Regions from separate parts of the Homo sapiens genome. Here regions 1, 2 and 3 are each linked to region 4. A link is a contact called in ENCODE Hi-C or POLR2A ChIA-PET data. All regions are on one chromosome and are shown on one strand. Each heading gives the region's core, a stretch centred on a gene start or an enhancer-like site at or near the end of the contact. The rest is flanking DNA. Distances are from core to core; before and after follow the strand shown. Region 1 has its middle 87 kb from the start of HTR2A. Region 2 overlaps LCP1 (lymphocyte cytosolic protein 1). Region 3 holds the start of HTR2A (5-hydroxytryptamine receptor 2A). Region 4 overlaps LRCH1 (leucine rich repeats and calponin homology domain containing 1).

Region 1 (2,700 bases), core at 3-2,502, 410 kb after region 4:
TTTGCCTTTTTAAAACAAATTATCTTTGCTTTTGAAAAGACATAGAATAATAATTACAACATTATATATAGATGTGTATCTATGCAATATAGGGTTTCCCTGGTGTAAGGCAGTAAGAAGGGGTGAGTAAAAGTATAGAGGGAGCTAGGTCTGAAATTAGAAATAGGTGTCCTTCCCTTTTACATGGATGGAGGAGGGTGATTGGTTTTGGAACAGGAAGTTCAGGGAAGCTTCACCAGAACTTGCCTTAGCCCTTAGCATCCCTAGCCAGGTGTGTTCACTAACCCTTGTTCTGAGGAATAGCACTGTGGCAGAACAGATGTTGGCACTGGGCCCTGGTAGGTAGGGTTCTTGTCCCTCTTTTACTGGCTGGTGAAGGCACGTGGGAATAGTTCTCAAATATGGTTTTCCTGTCTGTAAAATTAGGAAACTGATTTATCAGACCTAGATTGATTGCCTGGACTTTTCATCACAGTCTCAATCTCAAATCTGAGGTTCCCTTCTCTGACTGTACATCGATTTTGGCTTTGTATATGTGGCCACTGAACTTCTCAGGTCTGTCCCAGACTGAATCTTTGATCTTTTTTCACTTCTGCAAAATGCAGGAAGCCCTTTCTTTGTTGTGGTCCCTGTGATGCAAGCTTGGTCAAAAGAAGAAAAGAGCAGAGCTGTGATAAGCTGATTTTAGCAGCAGCGCTCCATTTAGCACCAGGCTGTGTATCCCCCATGAACAGCACAGCCCACTGGGTGCTGGTGGCAGGAATGGCTTTTTGCAGAGACCAAGTGGGTCCAAATGAGAAGGGATTTTCCCATCTTGAACTCCTCTCTTCTGCTGAATTTTCACTGGGGTATAATTTGTTAGTATCTGGCATCGATCCCCCTGCAGGTCATCATACCCATTCCTTTCAGAATGTGGCTGGTAGTCATGGGCAGGGAGAGAGGGACCTTGTATGGAGTTTTGCAGACAGGGCTTCTGATCCCATATACTACAAAATCATTAAAAAACCACCTATCATGCACATGCTGTAAGGTAGGCATTGTGAAAAATGTTTTTCCGTACATTCACTCCCTTATTTTGGTCACTAAACTGCATGTTCATTATCTTTTCAACCACAGGCTTTTGTCCAACATTATAATATTGAGACCTATGGCATACCCTATACTCTTTGTTTCCATCTTCCAGATCCCGAGTCCAGCTACCAGCTCACTACACCTCTGCTGTCCTGCTGTACTTGTATCTTTAAGACACCTGTGAGACCTTTTCTGTGCTTTCAGTTTTATGTGATGGCTTGGCATGCAAACACAAGTATCTCTAGGAAGGCATTCAGGCCTTGAGAACCCTTTGGGGTGTAGTAACAGGAACTTCCTCTTGTGAATCATGCCTTTCATGTAAGAGCAGTCCTGTTAGGAGCACATTATTGACCTCTGCACCTATTCATCAGCCAGAAAGTGTTTATTTACTGAGTATATCCTGAGGTACTGAGATCATTGTCATTGCAGTGTTATTTTGGATTAAATATACATTTGTATTTTTGAAAATTTTGGCATAGTCTACTTTCCCTTGAAAAGAATAACATCAGTAATAACTGGCTGATTTAGGAATCTGTTGACTAGCTTGTCATATAATAGCTTATTTTTCCCCCTTTGAAACTGAAATAGTTGGATTTCTGTAACCTGTGGTATTTTTCTTGGGAATCATATATGTAAAGACTAAATTAGAGGTGAAACTAAGTTTAGTTTGTACATTAGATTTAATTAGTATGAAATTAATTTTAATGTTCTTTTTTTTTGAGACAGAGTCTCACTCTATTGCCTCAATTACTCCAAATTAATTTTCATCGGAACTTCAATAAACATTTTTTTTTTTTGAGACAGTCTCACTCTGTCTCCCGGGCTGGAGTGCATTGGCATGATCTCAGCTCACTGCAACCTCTGCCTCCCGGGTTTAAGCGATTCTCCTGCCTCAGCCTCCCGAGTAGCTGTGATTACAGGTGTGTGCCACTAAGCCTGGATAATTTTTGTATTTTTAGTAGAGAGGGGTTTTTGCCATGTTGGCCAGGCTGGTCTCGAACTCCTGATCTCAAGTGATCTCCCCATCTCGACCTCCCAAAGTGCTGAGATTATAGGTGTGAGCCACCATGCCTGGCACTGATAGTCTTTTGAGAGAAATGTATTTGTTCATTAAATGTAGTTCAAACAATTCTGTTTCCTCTCAAAAACATTGAATAATTTGGGGAGAAAAACTAACAGATATGTAACTATTAGAGAAGTATCAAGTGTGTTGTATGTGAATTTAAATATCATAGAGAAGGAAAGGTCAGTATAGGTTGAATGAATCTCTTTAAATTATAAACAGCCTATTCCTGCCTCTGGTTGGTTTTATACAAAATGTATTAGTTGAATTTCCCTATACTCAGACCATAGTACTGATAGCTCACCAATCTTTGATTTATAAGAATGGTAGAGGTTGTTCCTGGATTCTGCAGATACAAAACATGCCTGTACCTAATCACATTTGGTTGATAAATTCATTTAAAAAAACCAGAAATGTGAGTTATGGAATAAAAATTACCAGGAGAAATACCAAGAATAAAAAAATCTCTTATTCTTAGGAACAAACAGATAAATAGTTCCACATGCATTTTATTATTCTGTTTTCATTTGCATTCTTCATGACAGTGAGTTCTCCCCCAAAGAACC
Region 2 (2,700 bases), core at 131-2,630, 410 kb before region 4:
AAAGAAAATCTAAAAAATATCTAAAGATCATGGTATAATGGGAAATTTTTTTTACCATAAAAATTGCAGTGGCCCATTCATTTAAAAGACATAGAAAGTACATGTATTTTAAAATCATATTATTTTTAAACCACAGCAGGTAGGTCAAGATGAAAAGCCTTGAGCATCTGTAACAATATTTTTCTACGAGATTTATGAGTGGAGAGGATAAACTCAGAGAAGTCAAACAGCAAGAACACCTTTAAATTTAAAAAATCCAAAATGCTTCAGTGATTTAACAGCAAATGCAAAAGAGAAGTGGATTAACTTAGTTTAAAAGGTAAAGTGGAGAAGGGATAATCAGCAACTGACATTGCTGTGATACTGTTTGTTGTTGTTGGGCAGAAACATGAATAGATATCTGGAGAGAGTCCCTTTTACCATCAGCATGAGCAGCATATCCTGGAAACACAACCTAACTTTTGGAGACAGAAGGAACCTCATAAATAATTTATTACAATGTCCTCATTTTATAAATAAGGAAACTGAAGTTCTAATGAGAAGAAATGTTTTATCCATGTACAAATTCTCAAGGCAATGCCAGGCTGGAGCTTGTAAATGCAGGTGCTGATGAGCAGAGCAGGAAAAGGATGGAGTTACCATTAAAAGGGCCCCTAAGGTCCATAACTGAGCAGAGACCTTTAAGTAATTAAACTGAATGTGCAAAGGGCAGTAATTTCACAAAGCAAAGCAGCAGGAAGAGGACATAATTAGTGTAAAAACAGGCAGACCAGATCATTTTTAAGAAAGACATTGAGCCAGGTGCAGTGGCTCATGCCTGTGATCCCAACATGTTGGGAGGCCGAGGTGCACGGATTGCTTTGAGCTTAGGTGTTCGAGACCAGCCTGGGCAACATGGTGAAACCCCATCTCTACCAAAAATACAAAAATTATCTAGGTGTGGTGGTGCATGCCTGTGATCCCAGCTACTCGGGAGGCTGAGGTGGGAGGATCACTTGAACCCAGGAAGCGGAGGTTGCAGTGAACTGAGATCATGCCACTGCACTCCAACCTGGGTGACAGAGCGAGACCCCATTTCAAAAACAAAAAAAAAACAAAAATGCACCCATTTTAATTCACGCATATTTGAAAATATGGGTTATGATAATATTATAAGATTAATAAGTAATATAAGTAAGATTAGTTGGTGATGGCTTTAGTTTGCAAATTACTGGCACCATATAGGCAGCAAACTATACAGATACTGCTGCAGTAATGGGCATGCTGAGGCATCTGGAGCTTAAAAGGAGGGGCTAAAGAAAGCATGTATCTTCCAAGGTATAAGTGAGTGGTTTCTTCAGCTCTGCCCGACTGCTCCTGCATTGAGTGTGGCCCTTTTTAATGACTACATCATCTAAATATGCCCTGCCACAAACCATTTTCAGGTCTTCTGCAAATCCGTGGTCAATCTGGGAAATCCCCTTCTGAATTACTGCCCAAATCAAAAATCTATTATAAAAAGACAACTCATTCATCAAGGTCACGTCTGGGCTGCTAGTTTTTTGTGTGAGTGCATGTGAGAGCACTTAAATTTATTAAATCAATAGTTGTAGAATCTCAAGACGTTGGCCAAAAAAAAAGCATTGGTTGTTCATTTTAAAAAATTATATTATTTTTAAAACCTTAAGAAAAAAAAAGCCCCACCTCAAACTGCAAAAGCCACAAAGCCTGTTCATTTCTTAAATCAGTGAGTTTTGAGTTTCTGCTTAAAGGGTGCTGGTATTTCCCAAGTCAGTAGCGAAGGGAATTTCTGAGGATGAGTTATCATAAAAGTACCTGAACTTAAGTTCTCTAAAGTCTGAATATAGAAACAATTTGTGGGAGTTTACTCTTGAACACAGTGCTGCAGAATTTACAGAAGAAAAAACATCCTCTAAAGTAAATGTAAAAATGTAAATGGAATTTTCTCTGGGGAGTTTCATAACTGATAATTAAAAGCAGAAAGGCTAGAAAAGGTGACCTGTCTAGAGAGAGATGCTCAAGGGGTGGAATCATTTCTGAAAGATGGTAGTGCTGGGCTAGTCAGTATTTTGATTCAATATACTGATGCTGAATCATATAACCTGCCAGGATCAGGGAGGCATCTGTGACCTGGTATCACCTTGCCAAGGGACTCTTTTGAATGTGCCCCACTTTTCCTGCAACTTGATTCAGTAGTTAAAGTCAAACCGGACACTCAGGACTCAAGTTCCTAGCTCTGCCTCAATAAATTTCAGTACATTTCCAGAGGGGAAATTATACAACTTCCAAACATCTCAAGAACAATCAGTAATCCAAAAGAACACATCATCTAGAATAACATTAATATTGTAAGCTTTAGCATTAGACTATGACAACTAAAGAAACGAAAAATAAAATATGTAGGACTATGAAGCAAAATAAAATACCCATACATTTTTAAAAAGCCATCAAGATTAATCTATTTAAGGAAAAAACATTGCTTTTACTTAATCCTGTCCCCTTCATTTTATAAAGTAGACCACTGTAGGAGATCTTACTTTGCGAATATATGGAATTTACTATATATTCTTGGGATATCATATCTCTATGGATACAGATATGACTAACTTTTACATAAAGGATGATTCAGAAAATATAATTTTAAAATGACTTTGTTTTTAAGAAACCAAATAATTATAAATGGCCTTAAAAACAGATGGC
Region 3 (2,700 bases), core at 70-2,569, 320 kb after region 4:
TCACAGGAAAGGTTGGTTCGATTTTCAGAGTCGACTGTCCAGTTAAATGCATCAGAAGTGTTAGCTTCTCCGGAGTTAAAGTCATTACTGTAGAGCCTGGTGTCATCATTTAATTGCATTAGGGAGTTCGTAGTTGAGCTCAAAGAAGTATTTTCTTCACAAAGAATATCCATGTCTAAGCCAGAACTTGTAGCAGATGAGGTGTAGAAGGACTAACAGGTTATAGTTTCTGCTCACCATTCACCTTGATGTACCCACACTCTGTAACACTGAGGCTGGTGTACATGCTGTTCTCCCGGGGCTGGATTTTTGTCTTCCATTATTACAATGATAGTTAAAGAACTGAACTGTGGTGGCTGTAAGTTTTCTTCATTCACAATTTTAGGAGAGTCCACTGTTTGGTTTTATTATTTTCTCACCAAACCGAGGACAAAAAAGCAGAATGAACTTTTAGCATAGAGGTTGCAGGGTTTTTTTTGAGCGCTCGGGAAGATAAATGTCCTGGACAAAGAAGAAAAGTTTTATAACTACTGGGACTCTTGTTTAACTATATCTCATTTTGTTGGTTATGCCGATGGTACTAGTTTAGCAACAGTATTATTAAAATAGCATGCAATCAGAAACAGTGGGGATGTACACATTCTACATTAAGAAAGTCAATTAAAAATACATCCAGTGTTAATCCCATAGTAATTGGATGTACTTTGGGTTACAGTTCTCAGCCATTCTTAAGCTGAATTGCCACAGCTGCTGTCAGGAATTTCAGCTCCTATAATGTTGCTTAGCTAATAAAAGGAAAACAAAAAAGTCTTAAGTAAAGATTAGCAGACAACTTTCCTCCCTGGAAATTCTCATTGAAATGATTACATGTTGGCCAAGCATGATTTCAAACCGGAAAGAAAATTACACAGCAATAAAATATAGCGGCATGAGAACTTACATTTGTCTTCAGGGTCCACACATGAGATACATTTGTTATTCTGTGACTCGCTGCATCTCTCACAGTAATTAAACTGGTGTAGAGTCCCCTCTTCTTGATCTTCCACCAGCATAATATGATAGTAATTTGGTTTCTGTTTTGCTGACTTCAAAAACTGCATGCAAGAGCTGAGCCAGCTCCCGCACTGCTAGGATCCTGTTGGCTTCCTCTGGCACGGCTCGGCTGGGTTCCTCCCTCCCTGTGCGGCTCGCCTCAGCAGGCACACATTTAGAAATCATTCACGAGCCCCTCAAAGTCGCACAAAAGAACTGCATGGGAAAGTAGGAAGAGCTGTCTGCACCAAGGGACTCCTGGTTTCCACGGGAATGGAGTAGCTCTCTGACTGTCTCGTTCATTTCATCAGACCTCCCTCTATGTGTATGTCATAAGCTGCAAGGTAGCAACAGCCAGGAGGGCGGACCAAACAGGCTTTTTCTTCTCCCTCTTTTTGCTACATATTAATATTGGGAAGTTTTCCTTTGCTTTTGAGAGAAACTGGAGAAATGGCCTTTTGTGCAGATTCCCATTAAGGTAGGTAAGTGGCACTGTGGTAATTTTTTAGGCTGAAGGGTGAAGAGAGAACATAAATAAGGCTAGAAAACAGTATGTCCTCGGAGTGCTGTGAGTGTCCGGCACTTCCATCCAAAGCCAACAGTGTTTGTGTCCAGAGTGGAATTACTGACATTGGCCACATAGGCTCAGGGTGGCTAGGCACGTCTGTGGTGATAACTCTGATAAACTATTAGCACTATTTTTATTTAATAGATACACCATTGAACTGGCTTATTTTCTTCAGCAGAAATATGCCACCCAGATATTATTCAAAACCTCACATGTGGTAGGAAATAAGTTGGTTTCGCAGTACCAATTTTTTTCCCCCACCAGTAATGACAACTTGCCTTACTTGTAAAGAAAGCCCTTTCCCAAGTAGGTTTCTAAAGGAGGCAGTTCGATCTCTCTCTTTTTGCAGGCATGAAAATATTTTCCTCAATAGTTGGGTTTTGCTACAGTTCTATCACCTTCTGTTCTTCACATTCTCCCTGGACAAATTCAACCACTCTCATGCCTTCAATATGTTTGTGGCCAAGTCTGTACCTTCATAGCTGATTATTTCTCTCAGTTCCAGACCTAAATCTCTAGCTGCCCATTGGCTCCTTCCATGGTAGCCTGGGAGACCTTGACCTCAGCATCTTCCCTCACTCCGCATCCCCCTGCCCGGCTCTCAGTGCTTGTTCCTACCCATTGGCTTGCATGATGGAATCACCACCTCTTCAGACAGCTGCTGTTATCCGCGACTCTTCCTTCATTCTCGCTGCCAGATCCCACTTCGTCTCCGGTGCTACCTCTGTATGCGTGTTTCTCACATGTCCTCTCCTGCAGCCTGCAGCTGGCACCCTGTGGTCGAGATCTAGCCACCTATTTCCTGGGTGGGTGCCTTAGTGCCCCCCTCACTGCCATGCCTGCCACCCTCCTACCCCTCCACGTTAAATATGCACGCTGGCGAGCAGGCAGCGGAGAACACAGACCTTAGAGTTCCTTGGTTTTGGATCCTAGCTCTATCACTCATAAACAGTAGAACCTCGCCTCATCTAGTTGCTCCCTTTAAAGCTCAGTCTTCTCACTTGTAAAATGGGATAATACCTTCCTCATAAGATTGTAGTGAAGCTAAACTGAGATAATGTGTGTAAGTATTTGGCCCATGTCTGGCTTATAGGAGGTTC
Region 4 (2,700 bases), core at 155-2,654:
AGCATTTCCTTCTCAATTATTCCCTCTCTTCAAACATACAAACTTATACGCATATTCTAAAACTTGTAAAAGGAAGTTAAACACATTTTAATCATTTAAAAGGTTTTTTAAAAAGTCAACCCATGTAACTTAAAAATGATTATGAAGCACTTGTTTACTTTCGGTTGTCTGGCATTTATTTGTGTGTGGGGTTTTTTTTTTTTTTTTTTTTTTTTGGTGTATGGGCTATTTATTGCTTTTTCTTAATTTTTTCCTTGTGTGTTTGGAAAGCAAAATCCAAACAAAGTCCTTTTTGGCAGTGGTAATAATAAATATTCTGTTTAGCCTTTGGATGAGGTTTACATGATGTATCTATAAGCACATTCTGGAATATTGGAATAACAGTTTCCAATCCTTTTGATCAATGGATAGTGGGATAAATGAAAAGTTCCAACCAAAATATACCTACTGGACAAGAACCATCATCTTTTAATAGGCAGAAATCCTCTTTAGGGTCCAGCCTTCCTTTCATTCCTGTTCTACATTGTCAATGACTCTGACCACAGGAACAGAGAACTGCTGGATAGGGTGCAGTGCTGCTGGTCCCCTCTATCATCACCAGCACAAATAATTGTATTAATTTTTTTTTTAGGAGTGGAGTTTAAGCTCAGCTGTGCACCCCAGACATTGATGAAGATAGTCTATCGTATGACTTAGAGTCACAGAACCACAAGATGCGTGTGTGATTATCTAAATAAAGAGCTCTTACTGCAACCTTGTGACTCTGGTGATAGAACTGGGCGTGGGAGGGCTTTCTCATTCATGTGCTGTGCACACAAATGATTCTCTAAGTTGAAGGACACATTGCTCTGCAGCATAACTGAAAAATCTGTGCATGAATGTGTGTGTGTGTGTGTGTGTGTGTGTGTGTGTGTTGTGGGGGGGATGTGGTCTCATTCCTACTTGCAAAAATCCTCCAGAAGGGGTTTTCAAAGCATTGCACAGCTGTTGCTTGTCAGCTTCTTGTGTTGACTAGATGTCAGCAACACTTCCTCAACTTTGGACAATGACTTGAAAGCAAGATCAGTGTGTGCTCATGGGATGGATTTAAATGGAATTGAATGATACAGAAACCATTGCCTAATTTATATTTAGGTAAGTCATGTTTTCTTTCTCTCTCTCTTTAAATTTTTCCTGAAATGCATGTATGAAGCTCTTTTTGGCTAAAATGAGAGAATGAAGCAGGCTCCTGAGTCCTTGAGTGAAGAGGATCCATTGAGAAGTCCAGAGGGAGAGAGAATGAGCTTGATTAACGGCAGCACAGGATTGGCAGGAGTGATATAAAATAGTACATCATCTCAGAGTGACCTAATACTCGACTTTGGAATGCATTTTTATTTTTGGCAGTGGATTTACCTCCCTGTGTCCTGCCTGGACAAACGTTGGAATTAGTCAGCATTCCTTAAGCACATGCTGATTATGGCCAAAGAAAGTGGCAGGCTTGAGGCTTGCTGGCGACCAGGAGAAAGCCAGCTGGATTAGACATTTGCCGTGAGCCTTTTGTTCATGTAACTTATGGGGCAGTCTCCTAAGCCAGAGAAACAAGAAACTCAAAGGCAGTTTTAGCAAGGTTCTCATGCATGGCAGCATATTTTAATACTAATGCTCCCTTTAGGCAGGCCCTAAATAAGAATGTCTTGTTCTAATTTTTTTCCGTAGACTTAAGATTGTTGGGAAAAAACTTGTTAGAATTCCCAAGTGAAACCATTTAAATGCCTTGGCTTCTGATAACTGGGAGTCCTGAGTGAAGTTGTCAGTTGCTGCTGAACTCAGCAGAAATAATTGCGCTCCCTATGCCAATGATCTGTGCATATTTTGAGACCATTCTGAGACCAAGGAGGCTATCACAACATGTTCACATTGCTATCGTTGATTAGAGCCCTGAGCTTTACATGTTGTCTCCTGTGGTGTCCTTCGGAATATTGGAGAGCCATGCCTCTTTCCTTTCAATGTTCTCAACCTGGCCCAGCCAGGATTAGAGGCTCCCTTCTGAGGTTCAGTAGAATTTTATATTTACCCTTTATCATTATTCACCTTACTGTATTGCACTTCTCTGTCTACAGTCTCCAGCATTCCATTACAGTGCTAGGACTATGTTGGCATTTGTATTCGTTTTTCATTACTTCATAAGAAATTGCCCCAAATTTGGTGGCTTAAAATGATGCACATTTATGATGGCACAGTTTCTATGGATCAGGAGTCCAGACACAGTTTGGCTGGATTCTCTGCCCTAGGTCTCACAAGGCTGTACTCAAGGAACTGGCTGGGGCTTCTCTCATCTGAAGCTTGGAGTCCTTTTCCAAGCTTTCGAGGTTGTTGGCAGGATTCGGTCCCTTGTGATTGTGGAACTCATGGTGGCCTTTTTTCTTTCAGGCCAGCAGGAAAAGGTCTCTGACTTGAGGGTGGGCCCCAGTCCTTCTTTTATTTTATTATTATTTTTTGAGACAGAGTTTCGTTCTTGTTGCCCAGGCTGAGTGCAACCTCGGTGCCATCTCGGCTCACTGCAACCTCCACCTCCAGAGTTCAAATGATCCTCCCACCTCAGCCTCCCAAGTAGCTAGGATTACAGGCACACGCCACCATGCCTGGCTAATTTTTGTATCTTTTAGTAGAGATGGGATTTCACCATGTTGGCCAGGCTGGTCTCGAACTCCTGACCTC

Evidence for each region. A loop is a pair of places that touch in the nucleus more often than their neighbours do. ChIA-PET counts read pairs that join two places held with the same protein, here RNA polymerase II (POLR2A). Pooled maps may share reads with other maps.
Region 1: a loop to region 4 is called in a pooled map, with 3 times the contacts of the local background. The contact joins two enhancer-like sites. A Hi-C loop is called at or near these places in 3 of 37 single-sample maps with no recorded cell type and 2 of 50 pooled maps.
Region 2: a pooled map shows a loop between it and region 4 (3-fold over the local background). The contact joins two enhancer-like sites. A Hi-C loop is called at or near these places in 1 of 168 maps with a recorded cell type or tissue (GM12878), 5 of 37 single-sample maps with no recorded cell type and 2 of 50 pooled maps.
Region 3: a loop to region 4 is called in a map of heart right ventricle, with 5 times the contacts of the local background. The contact joins the promoter of HTR2A here to the enhancer-like site in region 4. A Hi-C loop is called at or near these places in 1 of 168 maps with a recorded cell type or tissue (heart right ventricle). POLR2A ChIA-PET finds 5 or more read pairs at or near these places in 1 of 52 experiments (activated CD8-positive, alpha-beta T cell).

The regions. Positions count from the first base shown.
Region 1 is chr13:46,982,744-46,985,443 of GRCh38, forward strand. No RefSeq gene overlaps it. Among named protein-coding and RNA genes, the nearest start is that of HTR2A, 87 kb to the left of the region's middle. Within about 2 kb of position 1,253, at least 5 of the 41 ENCODE cell types and tissues checked have a DNase peak (open chromatin) inside an H3K27ac peak, as active enhancers do.
Region 2 is chr13:46,164,296-46,166,995 of GRCh38, forward strand. The region is part of intron 1 of LCP1 (lymphocyte cytosolic protein 1); the gene reads right to left. Among named protein-coding and RNA genes, the nearest start is that of LCP1, 17 kb to the right of the region's middle. Within about 2 kb of position 1,381, at least 6 of the 41 ENCODE cell types and tissues checked have a DNase peak (open chromatin) inside an H3K27ac peak, as active enhancers do.
Region 3 is chr13:46,895,734-46,898,433 of GRCh38, forward strand. It overlaps HTR2A (5-hydroxytryptamine receptor 2A), which reads right to left and starts at 1,320. Exons shown (of 4, transcript NM_000621.5): 1 at 941-1,320; 2 at 1-501. The coding sequence starts at 173.
Region 4 is chr13:46,574,632-46,577,331 of GRCh38, forward strand. The region is part of intron 1 of LRCH1 (leucine rich repeats and calponin homology domain containing 1); the gene reads left to right. Among named protein-coding and RNA genes, the nearest start is that of LRCH1, 23 kb to the left of the region's middle. Within about 2 kb of position 1,405, at least 7 of the 41 ENCODE cell types and tissues checked have a DNase peak (open chromatin) inside an H3K27ac peak, as active enhancers do.